Linked DNA regions of Mus musculus: regions 2, 3 and 4 are each linked to region 1. Evidence: chromatin loops called from intact Hi-C (ENCODE). Cell type or tissue: left cerebral cortex. All regions are shown on one strand. Each heading gives the region's core, and the rest is flanking DNA. Links, peaks and the distances in the headings are about the cores only.

Region 1 (3,951 bases), core at 522-3,021:
GCCTCCCGCCGCCGCGCTCCGCCACTTTGAGCAGCAGCGGCGTCCTCAGCCCCGCCTCCTGCCCGAAGGCGGGCGGGAGGGGGGTGGGGGGGGCGGGTAGGAGGTGGAAGGTATCGAATTTCTCCAGCAAATGGGACCGTTCCGAAAGGATTCGGTTCTCCGGTCAACATTCCACATTCCATCCCTCTCCCGCATTTGCAAGCCTACGCCGAGCCGACCCAGAAAGCCTACTGGCTACCGAACAACAGCACCCAACTCGCAAACACACTCACAGGCACCAGACACGTGCACGGGAAGGTTTTGCAACTTGCAGTCCCGGGGTGCACACCGCATGTGCATGTGCTCATAAGGGAGCCAGGAGACACAGAGACCCCACCCCCACAATTTGCAGATGGTGCCAAAGGTTGCAATCTGCAATCCGTTTTTAAGTTCATGATTAATAGGTACTTTGCTCTACCAATGAAGTCCTCCTCAATTTCACCGATTAAGTCTTTTACACTTTACAAGCAGTCTCGCTGGAAGTAAAAGGTCTCATCATTGGAAACCCATTCTAGAAAAATCTAATTGCCAAGCTGTCCCTTCATCCCCTTCTCACTGCCCTTGAATTGATGCAATGAATATTTTGGACATGTGGTGACGCGGTGACAGGAACCAGGGCTGCGGCCACTTCACACAGATGTACCCCCTCACACCTATGTTTGGGAAAACATACCCTCACAGCCTCCTTCCCCCCCAAAACACACACTGTCAAACACTCTGGAAACATATATGTACGCGAACCTGCGCTCTACCATTGCCATCTGTCTACCAAGTTGCTACTATGCTTTCCACTTTCATGCAGCCTAAGGCAGTTGGGCTTTTTTTTTTTAATGTATAAACTAAACTGGGTTTCTGCTGCTGAAAACGCTGGATGAATCACCTGAAAACCTCATGTTCTTCGTACATTTAAAAGGAAAAGCTCTAAACCTTCGCCCTCCTCCGATCGAAAATAATAATCGGAATAGAACTTACTGATCCGACACCGATCAATTCTCGGGCTCCGCGGCCATCCCGGCCTCGTTGCCGGCCCCCACCCGGCGATGCCCAAGTTGCTGGTGGGATAGTGCCGCGGCGCGGGCGGCCGCCTCCTCCCTCCGCGCTACAGATCCACAGCCCAATCTTTTGGCGCCATATTAATGACGTACTATATTATTTCCACTAGGCAGCGACCTTCGGCATTACATTACTCCCGAGAACTCCCGAGCGAAGCAACAAAACCATCAAATATGGCTGAGCCTCTCGGCTCGTCCTGCAGCCGCCGCGGCCGCGGCCTGAGACGCGCACCCCGACCCGCGCGCCCCCGCGCCTCCGCCCCCGCGTACCTGCTGCGCACGGGCTGGGCCTCCGCGGGCTGCGCGCCGCGCCGCATGGGTCCGGGCCACCGAGGCCCCGCGGGGAGCCGGGCGGGCCCCTGCTGTCGCCCGCGCGCTCGGCCGGCCCGGCGCGCCCAGGCCCTCCCGGTAGGGCGTGCGGCTGGCGGCGGAGGAAGCGCGGGGACGCAGACTCATTTCTGGGTCACTGCTGCCACAGGGGGGAGCACTTTAATCCCCAGCCAAAGGAGAGGGTGGGGACGGTGGGGCGGGGAGCCGCTGGTAGGGGCTTGCTCCCGTTAACTCTTGGGGTCCTGACTGCAGCCAGAGGGGCTCTCCCCCCTCACCCACCTCTGGAGCCCGCAAACCCTCCAGGTGTCTCCTAGGAGGAAGAAGGTTTGTGAAATCACCCCCTCCAAAACTGCTGCCCCAGTTCCAACTCCGGGCGACATGCAGAAATGCATTTATTGCAAATTAGTTTTAAATCAGGTCGACTAGGAACATGGGTATTAAAGCGAATAGTTTGAGTGAAATGTTTTTTGTTTCTAGGATGAATAAGAAATAGTTGTTTTTGTAGTAACAGTTTTGAAGGAGTTATGAATTCGAATGACAATTTTAAACACAATCTAATTCTGGGATGGGGAACTCCAGCTTTACCTAAATTTGTACTGAACTCATTGAAAATTAGCATTCACCCACTAAAAGACAACCACCTTCTGAAAAATGTCTTGATTTTTATGTTAGAGCGTTCTTGTCAGAACTGGACATTTTTCTCCTTCCAAATAGGACTGAGAATAACACTTAAACTCAAACTTTAGACTAGTATGAAAGCAATCGCCAGATTCCTGTTGATACATATGTGTAAAAAATGAGTGGCTGTTGGTTTTTCATATACTAAAAACTAACTTTTTTATGGAGAATAATTATTTTCATGGAGTCCCCAAGGAAATACATTTATATTACAGTCAATATCCAAAGGAGGAAAATACACATTAAAATTTCCATTTAGAAAATAAGAACAATGATTATTAATTACAAAATCAGATATTGAACCCAAAAGACAAGATCATAATTCTGAATAAAACAGGTTTGATTCACAGACGTCATAGTGTGATAAATGGGAGAATAAAACCTAACTGTGCCTTTCAATTATTTTTCAGGAAACAAAGCAAAGCAGCAGAAATCCTAAATGTGTGTGCTCTTTCTCCCTCTCCCATTTCCTTAACAAGGAGCATAAAGACTCCCTCCCTGACAGGATCTCTGCTTCGCTCTTCCGTCCTGCTAAGAACAAGTGAGGCGACAAATGATGGGTAGAACCCTTACTAGTACTGTGTGGTCTACAGTTCACACACACACACACACACACACACACACACACACACGAGACACAGAGAGAGACAGAGACAGAGATAGAGAGAGAAATGAGGGAGGTTTTCAAGAGAGGTGTCTCCATCACCACTGCCATCTTGTTCATCCATCATCTCTCTGTGACAAACTGATTGCACCCGTTCTAACCTCCAGCCAGCCTTTATTCATTCTATCTAAATAAGTAAGTACTTTCTAGAAACCTCTGTTGGGCCTGGAGGTATGGCCCAACATTAAGAGCACTTGCTCTTTCGTAAGACTTTGGTTGTTCCCATCAGCCACATGGTGGTTTCACACCATCTGGAACTCCAGTTCTAGGGACTCCAACATCATCGCCTGACCTCCACGGATATTAGGCATATACGTCCCAGAAGAACCCTCACACCACACACATAAGCTAAATAAATCCAAGAAGGTGTTTAAAAATAAAATAAAGCCACTGTTTTGCATGCTTGTTTGTTTTCCTGACAAGTCTATTGCCTAAAACATCCAGCAAAAAAAAAAAAAAAAGCAATGTATTAGTGGAGCACAAAAGGAATGTAAAATGGCTCACTCTCCCCACAATACAGAGGCTATGACCTCTCAATTCTGACACAGATTAAGAATAATGGTCAATAGGTCTTCTGCATTTATGTTGTGGCTGTATAGCTTGGTGTTCTTGTGGGATTCCTAATGGTGGGAGCGGGGGAACTCAGAAATCCACCTGCCTCTGCCTCCCAAGTGCTGGGATTAAAGGTGTGCACCACGACCGCCTAGCCTGAAACTTGTTTTTTTGGGAAGTTTGTTGTTGTTGTTTTTGTTTTTCAAGACAGGGTTTCTCTGTGTAACCCTGGCTGTCCTGGAACTCACTCTGTAGACCAGGCTGGCCTCGAACTCAGAAATCCGCCTGCCTCTGCCTCCTGAGTGCTGGGATTAAAGGCGTGCGCCACCATGCCCGGCTTACTGTAACTTGTTATTGCCAAGTTTGGTTGAGATCTCTGGGAGGCATGCTCTTTTCTGAAGGGAAACAGAAAAAGAGGAGATCTGAGGGAGAGGGGGTGGCAGGGGTGAGAGACTGGGAAGAGAGGAGGGAGGAGAAACTGAAGTTGAAATATTATATGGAGAATTAATTGGTTTTTTAAAAATATTGGTCAGGGGCTTGAAGCTGGAGTGTCTGCTTAGCAAGCAGGATGCCCAAGATTTGATCCCCAGGAGCAAAGAAAAAGAGGAGGGGAGGGGAGGGGAGGGAGAGTGGGAG
Region 2 (3,951 bases), core at 998-3,497, 180 kb before region 1:
CTTCATTTACAAAAAAAAACAAAAACAAAAAACAAAATCTTTAATTTTTTATTACAGTCCATACTGCTTTTTAGTTCGCATCTGACACTGCAGCACACATTTCTAAAAGAAAAGGAGGGAGAAGAAAGTAAAGTCAGGGAACCTGCCAGCTGGAGGCAATGGGACTATCAAATGGTTTCAGTCCAAGTAAAGACAGACTTTGAAGAGATGCTCAAAGGACATACCAATAGGAACCGATAGGACACAGACCTGGAAGCTCTTCTAAGTTTGGTGCTAGCTGTGGTCTCTGGCCCAGGTCTGAGCAGTGAGCTCCCTCTTAGGCTCTGCCCAGTTGCTCCTGCGTTCTAGAGGGAGGAACTAGGAATTCTGAAACAGACAAACCTGATTTTTCAGTGAAAATGTTGAGAGGACACACAAAGGAACATCTGAAGGTTTTTAATCACACCATTTGAATTCTGGGTGCTTATGTCTTTTTAATTGTTTTAAGGGGGAAGGCTAACTCAGCAACACATTACAACACATTATAAAACCATTTGAAAAATGAACAGTAAATCACTGGAGATTATAATAAAACATGTAAAGTAGCCATTCATTTATTGCAATTAGAAGCTAGCTATAAACATTAAAACATTCAGCATAATTTATATCACATGGTGGTCAACGGTTGTGATACTGAAGCCATATTTTCTGGGCTCAAATTCTTGCTGTGATGAGCTAGCTTTCCAATTCGCTTACTTAGATTCCTATTTCATATGTTCTGAAGGTTTGCTAGACAGAAGCCTAGCATGTTTAATGTCAATACTAGATGTTTAGTGTCAATTTATTAAAATTACCAGTGAAACCTGCCATTAGTTTTCAATGCATGAAACTTCAACTGGCTTGTGCTTATTTTGACCATGATCATATAAAAACAAGCACTTCAAGTGCAAATATCAAAGTTCTATTTCACTACTCAGTTTAGACAAAACCATTGATAATTTTAATACAGAAGTCACACTTGGCTTTCTTCACCCTAATATATTCCTACCAAATGTAGGAAAATCTTTTTGAGTCAATAAAAAATGTTCCTCAGAAAGTACCCTATAGTGAACCTAAAAAAGAAATGGAGCTTGCACAATCAGTGTGTTTTTTTTTTTTTTGTTACGTTTATGGCCACTAAAAACCAGACCGGGTTGAATTTTCACTGATTCAAAGCTAAACTAACCCTTTGCATGGCTAGTGCCAACACATACATATTTAGCAGCGACTCTTTTTAGAGGAATGAGGGTAACACTGTTGATACTGTTTTATGAGTACAAGATTACTAAACGTCTTCAACGGTTAAACAAAAAGCCAAACTTCATCCAGGGCATACATGCCTTTTGTTTTGTTTTTGTGTGTGTCCACGTGGGGGAGTACGTCTATAGCTGTGTATGGACTGAGCTTGAGGCAGAGTATCAGTGGGATGTCATTCTCAAAGGCTGTTCACCTTTTTTAACCTACCTTTATTTTCACCAGATATTATCAAACAGGAAAAAAAAATCTTATTAACATGCCTGATTTTACTTTTTGCGACAATGACTTACTGACTCTGGAGTCACTTTCAAATTTGTCTAGGCTGCTGGATAGAGAGCACCCTTTTCCCTCATCCTGTCTGCTCCTCTCAAGCACTACTATTAAAGGCCATTTAATCTTTAAATTAAAGGGGATTTGCTTGGCTTTTTATGTGGGTGCTGGGGAATTCCAGGCAAGCACTTCATAACCAAGCTATCTCAGGCCCTGAGCATATTTAAAGAAACTGTATTTCAATGCATAAAAATATAATCAATTAAAAGCCTCAAAAGCCAATGATAAACTTCAAGTGAGCATTTTTTTATCGCTAATGTCTTTTGCCCCCAATATTTTGTGTATGTTTTATGTTTCAAGCTTTACAGCTCAAATACTCATAATATCACTTCGTAAAACTGTGAACGGTAGTTTATGCCCCAGTACAAATTTCATTTTATTTTTGCAGAATTTTATCTTTCCTTAAATCCGAAGAAACATCTCTGAAATACCTGCTAGATTTGCAGGCTATCCTGGATCCTGACCAGGTGCCTTCTTGAAGCCACAGGGTTAAATATTGGACAATAGTTCTCTTTTCTAGGCACAAGAACCAGTTTCAGACCTAGGAGCGACAGCTCTAAACTGGGGGGCGGGGTGAGGGGACCTTGAGTCACCTCAGCCCGAGGACTCACAGACCTCTCTGCACAGACTCCCACAGACGCTTAGTGTCTGCAAAACCAAGACTCGGGGGTGGGCAATGAAAATCCCTACCTAGTTAGTGCCTGCTCCTATCACAGTTTCCATACAAAAAAAAAAAAATTAATTAAATTAAAAATGCGCCACACTACCTCAGACAGACACTCGCTGCGCCACTGCGGAAGGCGCCAAGCAACCCACTCAGCCCCCAACGCGGCCTCAGGGACCCGCCCACCGCCTGACAGATAGCCAATCACCTGCCTGCGCCTGAGACGGCGCAATGACGCCTACCGACGCACGCGTGATGACGGACGCGGCGTCACCGTCTCCAAGGAACGGTCTGGGGCACCGCTTTCAAAGTCGCAGGGCGGGCCGAGTGGACTCCGCGGCCGCTCCTGCTTTCCCGCGGCCCTGGCGTCGCCCCTCAGCCGGCGGGGACGCTGCCGCCCAGCCAGGCGCGTCGCAGGGTCATCCTCCCGCGCGGTCTGACGGGAACTCGGCGCCCTCCGGCCGCGCGCGGCTCCGCGGCCCTTCTCGTCCGGCCGGGTCCGGCCGAGCGCGGAACGGAGTCTGAGGCGCGTCGCCTGGGTTCCGCGGAGCGGCGGGCCGGGCTGCGCCGCCGCGTGAGTGGGATGCTGATGTCTCCGCGCCAGGGCTCGGCTGCCCCTGCGACCCCTTAGCTTTTTGTTTGCCCTCACAGCGGGAGGCTGCTTTTTTGTTGTTGTTCGATTGCTTGCTTGTTTGAGAAATACCTTCTTTCCCCCCTGCGAGGAATCGATAAACGTGATGAAAACTCCAAACTAAAATATCGAAATGGCCACAGAAATCGACTTACTGAGAGACCAAAGTAAGCGCGCTCTGTTCCCTGATGGAAAATTCATCTGTAAGGTGCAGTGTCGCTATCGTTGACCTACTAATGTGTTGTGAATGCTGGTCGGGTCCCAGCGTGAAAAATGTTAAAAACTTAAAAAGAAGTGCTCTGCACAAAATGCTTGGTGATGTACATGAGGCTATGTATGTACTTAACGAAGCTGAGACGCTAGTAAATACTTGTAGAATATTCCTTGAGCGTGCACTGGAGTCGGCCAGGCACGAAATAGATTTGTAATGCAATGCGTCTGTTGTGCTCGAAGAAACTGGAGGGCTGATGGCCAGGAAGAGTTTCCAAGCCTGCAGGTTAGGACCTCCAGGCATTGCTCAGGTCGTTAGTTTAAAAGATGTTGACCTATGTTTCATTACGTGCCAGGTGCTATACATGTAGCTGATGTAAGGAGATTCTTGTTCTCCAAGCATGTAGCTGGCAGAAGGAGATACATAAATACCAAAAATACACTGAAGCAGCAGCAACTGCCGACTCGTTTGCATCAGATTCCAAGTAGTTGATGGAATTATTGAGCAAACATTGAAATAGCATCTACTAACATGGAGCTAAACAAATATTGACTATTATGCGGTTATTAAACTACTTCCAGAGGAGATGCCATTTGGACAGAATCTTGACATACCACTATGTGTTTACTGATAAGAAAGGTTTAGGTGTCCAAATTATTGGCAACATTGAGGAATTGGTAGTAATGCTTTGTTTAAAAACAAGACAGTTGCCTTGAACACTACATAGAGGTTTATAGAGGAGTACAGTTCGTTAGCTGCAGTTGTAATCATAGGTAAGAAGGATACCTATAGGACCTAAGGAAGATGTAGAGATTGAAGGCTGAGAGATTTGAAAGAGAA
Region 3 (3,951 bases), core at 522-3,021, 86 kb after region 1:
CCGCAGCCTGGTCGCTGTGTTATTTCTGTTGCTGAAGAGTATTTACTGTGTGTTCTCTGCTTCTTATTGCCATTGTTTTCCATCTGTGCAATCCCAGGAACAGCATTACGTTTCTGCAGTAGTGTCCTTTGCTGCACCTATGGGTGTGCATTTGTTGAGCATATATGGAAGGCATTTGTTTCAGTAAAACCCAGCAGTTACAGAGCACAGGCCTGTTTTCTCCATCTTTGTAATGCCAGGACTTTGCAGTTATCTGGTGCTTAAACAGATACTCACTGTAGTCTTTGCTAATGAATGAATGAACTGATGATTGGCGTGGGTTTTCCTTCAGGACCTAATGCCCTGTCATTCACATTCCTGCATTTTTCAGTGAGCTGAAGTCTTTCTGTTTACAAATTTGCCAATTTCCTTTGAGGAAGCTTGATCACGGAGCTCTTCTGCATCAGGTGATTGATGCCCTGCAGGTACTTCAAGCAACATCATGCATATCAAACCTGCCCTCTGCCTGGACTGTTTACAGCTGCCTTTTTGCTAGCTGAACTGCCTGACACTTCGGCTCAAAGACTCATTTATCACTGAGGGCGCATGCCGTTATCTGAGCACCTTCCGAAGCATCACACGCCATCTCTAGACTTCCTGGGATTGTCTACGGATACAACACTTGCTCTCATAAGTTGGTTACATAAACATAAAAGAATGAACTTTAAACTAAAATTTCTGACTTTTATCTCTTTGCAGTGTAGGCATAGGACAAAAAAAAGAGCACGTTTGAAAGACTACATTTTCATGAAATTGGAAATGCTACATGCAAGCTGCAGATGCTGATTGCAGAGTCAGAAGACATGGCCGTCAGTGTTAGGACTCTGCCTTATTCTGCTATTTCTCCTTGACGACCTACAGTTTGCATTGTGGGTGGCATTCATTAACGAGGGCAGTAAAAACATGGAGAAAACATTGCAAGCTCTCCTTCGTGTTTCGCTCACTGGCCAAGTAGCTAACCAACTAGGTGTTCAGGCTCCCATGTGTCTCAATATGATGTGGCTCCTTCCAGTAGCAACCATCCTGAGCAGAGACCTTTGTTCTAATTTAAAAATTAGACATGATATAGAGCTTACCACACATTTTTCCCCCTGAAGATTAAAGATCTTCATGAAGGTACTGGCTTAAAAGACATCAACCCCAAGCCTTTCGAAGGATATGCACTTGAGATTGCCATACTCGATGGTGCGTCCAATTAACTTAGAAATACCCTTGACATTTCTCATCCGTGAAGAGAAGCTTTAGGTGACAGTTTTCATGGTGTGGGTACTCTCGGTGCCTAATTTGCTTTTTTTTCTTGTTTTCAAGCCTGAAAGGGAAATAGCCTTGGCTTTCAGCTCTGGAGCGCGATGCCCTCCTTACGAGTATTCAGCTACTGTCTGAACCATTGTACTTGCCTTCCCCTCCATACCCCTTTTTCCCCAAAGTCCCGTTGATAGCTCATTTAAAATGTTCTGCTCCTTAAGCCTGGGGGCGTTGAGCAGCTCAGCGATGGAGTGCTTACCCATCATAAGCAAGGCTCCTCGGTCAGTCCCCAGTGCGCACACCAAAGGAAACACAACCACAAAAGAGACATTGCTCATCTGAAAGGCCTCCTCCAGTTGCGTTTTGGAAGGCGGAGGTGCTATCTACCTACAGCCGACAGGGCTCCTTCCTGGTTATCCTTCAGATGACTGGTTACAATCAAAAGAAGAAAAAGTAAAATAAACTTTAAAGGGGAGCCATCCAAACCATTTAAGTCAGCGCCATAAAGCTATTTTAGAAAGGCAGCTTTCTATATTTTAATGCTTTCCATGTCTGAGGCATCTCTCCAGACTCTGGTGCTATAATTGTAACACCATCTTGACACTTCTACTTTTAAGCCATGAAGTTTTTTTGCCTTTTCCTTTTACAAAGAAAAAAAAAATGGAGCCAAGTGACCGTAGTGTACACGCTGACTCAGGTAGCAGTGGCTGGGGACACAGGTCTGTGCTGAACAGTGCATGTATGGCTTGGGCTCCTTGGTTGTGTATGGCACAGGGTAAGGGCCAGGGAACTGAAGCAAGAAGAATGGTCTCACCCTGACCAGGTAGGTCTGCGGGACACTGCACGCAGGGAGAAGGCAGCAGATACTCCTTGTGGGGTATCTTGCAGGGAGGTTCTTCTTGCATGTGAGCTGCTGTTTTCCATGTGACTTGTTAGGGAGTGGCAGGTCTTCCTAAGGATGCTGGAGGATGTCGTCTGAGATGCTCCCCTTCTTCAGCCACGAGCAGATGCTCTTCGCAAAGCACAACCCCTGGGGTCCCATGTTGTACCATGACTGCCTCTCTGTTTGTGGTTTCTGACTGTCCACCCTGAAAGGAGTGTGTGTCTGGATGACTCACCCCAAAGGACCTTCTCATTGGAGCAGAAGCACTGAGGAAGGAGCAGCCTGGCTCCCCAGGCTGGCCTCAAATTCGCTCTGTAGCCGTGGCCTAGGTTCTTGGAGAATGGTTGAGTAAAGATAGAAATGGACAACTTGAAGCCCACCGTAGGAAGAAGGAGCTGCAGTAAGGAGAACACAGGGAACTGTGTAGAAGAGACTGAAAGAGAATCGTACTTACGAAAGACTTCTAGACCAGGACCGCATTCGAACAAATACTGAACAAGTTTTTCCTCCGAGTCCTCAGCAAACAGTACGCAGCAGGCGGAAAGTGCTGAGACCGCAAAGCTGATAACTTGGCTCCCTAGTCCAATTGTAAGTGACAGGTGACCATTTTGACCCCTTTCTCTTTAGAGCCACCTAGAACATGGATGCAAGCTGGAACTTTGACGTTGTCTTGGGGATAAAAGTTAAACAAAGAAGTGGATTCTTCAGTCCTGACGCGTAAGTCACTGAGAGGTGAGTGCCTGGAGATATCTTCTTATATAGTGATGATGATGATGACGATGATGATGATGGATGATGATGATGGATGATCTTATTAGATCATTGCTAGGGGGTCTTACTTGCAAACAAAGTTACTCCTGTCTGCTCTATCTGGGATCTGCACCTCTGAGCAGCATCAATGACATTTTCTCTCCTGCATCTCATACCTGCTCTGTTCTCCCTTTTTATGACTCACTGATGCTCTTTAAGGATGAGCTCGTTCCCTCTCCTGAAAGACATCTTCCTGTTACAGCAGCCAGCTTTGCCAGCTCCCTGAACGTTCTGCTGCCTCCTTGCCCAGAACAGTAAGTACCTGCTTCGTGCTAAGGCCCAAGGGAGGGACCCCAGTCACCTGTGTGCTCCCTGAAGAGAGTCCATGTTTTCCCAGGTTACTTACTTCTCTGGAAAGTCAGACGCAGAGCTGGCCAACCCCTGGCTCCCTGCTGCACCAGCACCATGAGAAGGCATGCCTACTGTGTATTTGTCAGAGGCATTGTTTACTTAAAGACCTTTTCCTTAAGAAAGAGTCACTATCTTTTAATAAGTTCAAAGAGCTGTCTAATGCTAATGCTATTTCCTTCTTGGTTATTCTTGCACAGATATTCTGTGAGTTAGTTGTGTGCCCGTGCCAACAAACTATAATCTTCTCTTTCTCCCCCTGCCCTCTGTCCATGTACGTACACACACACACACACACACACACACACACACACACACACACACCTGCATGAATTCCCAGGACCTATGTGTGTGTGTGTATATATATATATATATGTATGTATGTATGTGTGTGTGTATATATATATATATATGATAAAATTACTGAAATGGTTGGATTTTAAAGTTTTCCACAGGGTCTGAGAAATTCTGCCCCACTTTCCCTTTATAGACACTATCTGTGACCGTCAAGTTAAAAAGGCCATCTGTCTAGCACCATGACCTTCAGCTAGGCCATCATTGCTTGGGAATGCTCCCTTCACATCGTGCTCTCTTCTTTTTTTTTTTTTTAAATTAGAATTAACTTT
Region 4 (3,951 bases), core at 712-3,211, 380 kb after region 1:
TTTAATGCACTTTGAGAAACTCATATAGGTTGAAATAACTTTGGGGTTATTTTTGTGCTAGGCTAGGCTCATCTACAAGGCATTCTCTGCAGTGGTTGGACAGTTCGAGCTGTCAGTGTGTTTAGAATTACACCTACCACTAGCTAATGCAATAACACCTTTCCAGCTTGGGAAACCTGTCTACGGCTGTGAACCTCTTCACCACACCCTTCTAATACAATCCACAAGAAGCCAGCTCAGATTCACAGAGGGTAATTACGCTCATTCACCAGCTCGGATGTGATGAGCCTATTATCCCAGACATTGTGAAAAATGTTCTAAACCTGTGTGTTCACATACTTAGTGGCAAACGCATTTTCATTTCATTCTGTCTCATTTCAGAAAGATTAAGATCTGTAGAGTAGTGATAATACATAGTAACATCACGGAAAAGTGAGAGCCGGCTTCTGACATGGGAATCGTGAACAGAGCCACACATGTGGCCAAAACCGTCTTATAATGGTGAGCACAGTTGATGCTGACGGATCGGACCACACGTTTGGCTCTGGGCTTTCTAGCAGCTGCTTTGAAGAAGAGAAAACAGTCACTTGCATCAATCACCAGGTCCACGAGATGAAAGTGCAGGAACAAAAAAAAAAAATGACTGTTTTCCTTTACGATGGCCAAATGAGAAGAGGACACAGGGACAATGAACGAAGCATCCTGTAACAGTTCCAAGAGCAAGCCTCGCGTGCTGTGACTTAGAGTGACTGACATTGACAGTTTTGCATCTAAAGCCAAGTCTGCATGTAAGCTAAACAGGGACACTACTGTCCAGTTTGACCAGTGAGGTGCTTGAGGTTCGGAGTGTTAGCTGACTTGCCCATCCACACCCATGAAGCTCACACTGGGATTTATGCAGCACCACCTGACCCAAAAGACTGAAACTCTCTGCATTCCTCACGCAGTGCCAACCCACATAACATGAGGAATCTCCCCCATCCATAGTTCCTCTCCTCAACCTTCTCGTGTACACACATTTCCCATTCAAAACCTTGGAAAACGGAACTCTGAGGAAGCAAAAGTATAAGCCTTCATTATAAGAGAAGAGACCCCCGCCCCCCTTAGCTTTGGGATGCCCTCTGTTCTAGCATCCATGCAGTCTAAGTGTTGGTTGAAGCAGAACGAGAGCTGGTGAGTTCCAGCTTGCAGAAGCAGCTGCCCCTGTGGGTGGTACCAAGAGCCCCGGGTCTTCCCGGCTGGTCTCCCACAGCTGGCAGGTGATGTCATCTCTGGCAGGGAAAGGTGCTCATGGGAAGAGGAACAGAAAGGCCTGTGGGAGGGCAGACGGGGTCATGCTGAAGGGGCTCGGGGGCAAACCCAAGGATCAGGGATTCATTTCTCATACTCAGCAGCCCATAGCCAGGGCAGTAAGCCAAGGAGCCCACATGTGGGGCAGGAAGAGCTAGCTAGGAGCACAGAGCTTTCCAAAGATGTGTTTGCACCCCCATCCCAGACCTACTGAATAAGGATCCCAGGTCAAGCTGACCTCAGATGGCTCAGAGAGGCAGAAACCTAAAACCTGTATCAAGATCAGCTCTTCACACTCTGTAGTATTTATTAAAACCTCTTAAACATCAGACTCCGGGCTAGCCACAGATGAGAGAGATAAACACAGACAAGACCTGGTTCTTAAGTGCACAGTTCACCAGAGGAGACAGAAGTGAAGAACTATACACAGAAACACACATAAAATTACTGACGTTTTCTCGTGCCCAAGCTGTCTACCACAGCTGCATCAGCTGAATTCCCCAGCTCCTGAGAAACTCAGTGCTATCCATCAAAAGGAGCGGTGTTCAGTAAGGCAGAACCTGAAAGGAGGAAAGCGCCCTCTGGTGGCCCTCTGAGTAGTGGCAACTGCAAGAGCCCCAGTTCTACTACAGTTAGTGGACCATGGCTCCAGGTTGGTGGCCAAAGTCTCAGAGTAGCCAGGAGCGGAGAGGATTTTGCTTTGCTTGAAGTGGCAGGTCAGTCCCACTCTTCCTTGTGTCTTTTGGTTTGGGGGTCATGTATCTGAACAGCTGTCACCGTTCTCATCTGTGCTATCACGTGACCGGTTCTGAAGCCAGGCTTCGCTCTAAGTCCCTGAAACTCTAGCACGGGGAAGACACAGCAGAGAAGCACTCAGCACACATATGGCTGAGAAGCAAACTAGCGGTGCTATCCCAACCCGCCCAGCTGTGCCCCGCTTTTTTATTTTTTGTAGGATCTTGGGAGCAGGACAAATAATCACACTCCCTAAGTCTCTGAAAATAAACGAGTTCTTAAAATATTTAAATATAATCTATGTCCTTCCTAAGAGTCTCTGTGAAAATAATATTCATAAGGGGTAAACTTTGTGCTTGGAGCTAAGCCTGGTATGGCTTAATTTGCAATAGAATAACATGTAAATTTATGATAATAAACTATATTATTTAAATGAAATTATAAAAATAAGAGTAACTCACTCATATTCAGTTTTCATGAATGCTGACACCTCTTGAAGAACATGGCAGCACGATTTGTATTCGGGCCTGGGTTGGAGCGTGATCCACGGGAATCCGGGAATGTTGGCTGGAAGCATGGACACAAGGAGCCCAGGCAAATCTCCTCCTTGTGGTATATTCAGCATTTCCTGCACATCCTGACCCAAGAAGCCATGAAAGAATCCACTCAGCACAGGCACCTGTGTTATGGGGCTGACACAATCACTCAGCAGCAGTTGTCGGAGGCTGTCAGGGATGCAGGATGTATCGAGAGGAAGCAGAAAGAGAGGACGTCTGAGGGTATGATGGGGGGCTTCGGGAGAGCGGGTAGAAAAAAGCACAAGGAAAAGCATCAAGAGCTGTTTGCAGCAGCTGCTTACTGTATGAAAACGTAAACAAACCAGCCAGCAGTGTCCAAAGGAAGCTTGCATTTTGAGACATCTTGATTCTGCCTCTAACTGAAGCTTGTGACATTCCTTCCTGAATGAAGAAATAACAGAGACTATGAAGTACATCTGCCAACGATGTAATACATCTGAGCTGGAAGACAGCAGCAACACACAAGCGAAGAGATGGTTGGCTGAATCACTCATCACTGGGCAGCCTGGTCCCTCACTGGATTCCACCTGAGGAGAGCCAAGAGTCGCTCTGTCCATGAGATCTGGCTGAGCCCAGGGTGTCAACCCAGCACCTGTGTCTGGGAGGTACTTGCCAGGGGCTGACAGTGGCCAGGGAAATGGCTGCAGTCACCTCCAGATGACAGACAACTCGGTCCTCATCATTCCTAATTTTGGACTGTGCCTTTGAGGCTCTCTGGCGGCGATAAGCCTGCCTGACTCCAGGCACCATCCTGGCAAAGTCTACCAGAGAGAAGGCGGCTACAAATAACAGTGCTAGCCGTGGAGTCAGCCACTGAAGGGTTGAAATTCTATGCTTGTCAGTTAATAGTCGTGCCTCCATGAGCACCAGTTTCTCTGTTAAAATGCCAATTTTAAGACGTTTATCTGAGTAGAGGAGGATAGGGTAGTATATGTGTGAGCTTGCTATCAGAGGTCTGTCACTGTGAGCTTCCTAGGACTCCTCTCTTCCCTAAACCTGAAGTCATTAAATGGTAACCCTGAGCAACTCTGTATCGTTTGCTTCTGCATATCATGGGCCAATGTTTAAACATATTTTATTATTACATCTTTAAGAATCCCATGCATTCATTCAATGTAAACTCCTTAGTGTTCCCCTTAGCTCCTTCTAGATTCACCCCCAACCCTCTCCCAACCTCATGACCTCTTTTTTAAAATCTGTGCTGTCCTGTCAGGGCAGTAGTGGTGCACACTTCTAATCCCAGCAAGAGGGAAGCAGAGGCAGATGTCTGTGAGTCTGAGGCCAGCCTGGTCTACAGAGTTCCAGGGGAGCCAAGGCTACACAAAGGAACCCTATCTCAAAAAAACAA

What was found. A loop is a pair of places that touch in the nucleus more often than their neighbours do. Peaks named below come from ENCODE experiments on the same cell type or tissue, not always from the same donor. Only the 100,000 strongest peaks of a DNase experiment are listed, where the experiment ranks them.
Region 2: it touches region 1 in a loop (7-fold over the local background); 7 of 42 quality-filtered maps call a loop at or near these places.
Region 3: it touches region 1 in a loop (5-fold over the local background); 3 of 42 quality-filtered maps call a loop at or near these places.
Region 4: a loop joins it to region 1, with 8 times the contacts of the local background. A loop is called at or near these places in 12 of 42 quality-filtered maps.

What each region holds. Positions count from the first base shown.
Region 1 is chr3:41,560,977-41,564,927 of GRCm38, reverse strand. The region is part of intron 1 of Jade1 (jade family PHD finger 1); the gene reads right to left. Among named protein-coding and RNA genes, the nearest start is that of Jade1, 7.2 kb to the right of the region's middle. In left cerebral cortex, for the core only: CTCF peaks have their summits at 1,007 and 1,573 (motif pointing right); DNase peaks (open chromatin) are centred at 1,158 and 1,522; H3K4me3 peaks cover 1,380 bases; H3K27ac peaks cover 1,143 bases.
Region 2 is chr3:41,741,111-41,745,061 of GRCm38, reverse strand. Sclt1 (sodium channel and clathrin linker 1) reads left to right here and starts at 2,548. Exons shown (of 21, transcript NM_001081411.1): 1 at 2,548-3,067. The coding sequence starts at 3,034. It overlaps D3Ertd751e (DNA segment, Chr 3, ERATO Doi 751, expressed), which reads right to left and starts at 2,444. Exons shown (of 6, transcript NM_001099785.1): 1 at 2,373-2,444. In left cerebral cortex, for the core only: CTCF peaks have their summits at 1,378 and 2,379; DNase peaks (open chromatin) are centred at 1,487, 2,478 and 3,107; H3K4me3 peaks cover 1,989 bases; H3K27ac peaks cover 1,627 bases.
Region 3 is chr3:41,474,580-41,478,530 of GRCm38, reverse strand. It overlaps Gm40040 (a long non-coding RNA gene), which reads left to right. Exons shown (of 5, transcript XR_867192.2): 4 at 2,795-2,899; 5 at 3,137-3,624. Among named protein-coding and RNA genes, the nearest start is that of Gm40040, 7.4 kb to the left of the region's middle. In left cerebral cortex, for the core only: a CTCF peak has its summit at 1,663; a DNase peak (open chromatin) is centred at 1,769.
Region 4 is chr3:41,180,399-41,184,349 of GRCm38, reverse strand. No RefSeq gene overlaps it. Among named protein-coding and RNA genes, the nearest start is that of Gm40038, 8.9 kb to the right of the region's middle. In left cerebral cortex, for the core only: a CTCF peak has its summit at 1,880 (motif pointing left); DNase peaks (open chromatin) are centred at 1,880 and 2,577.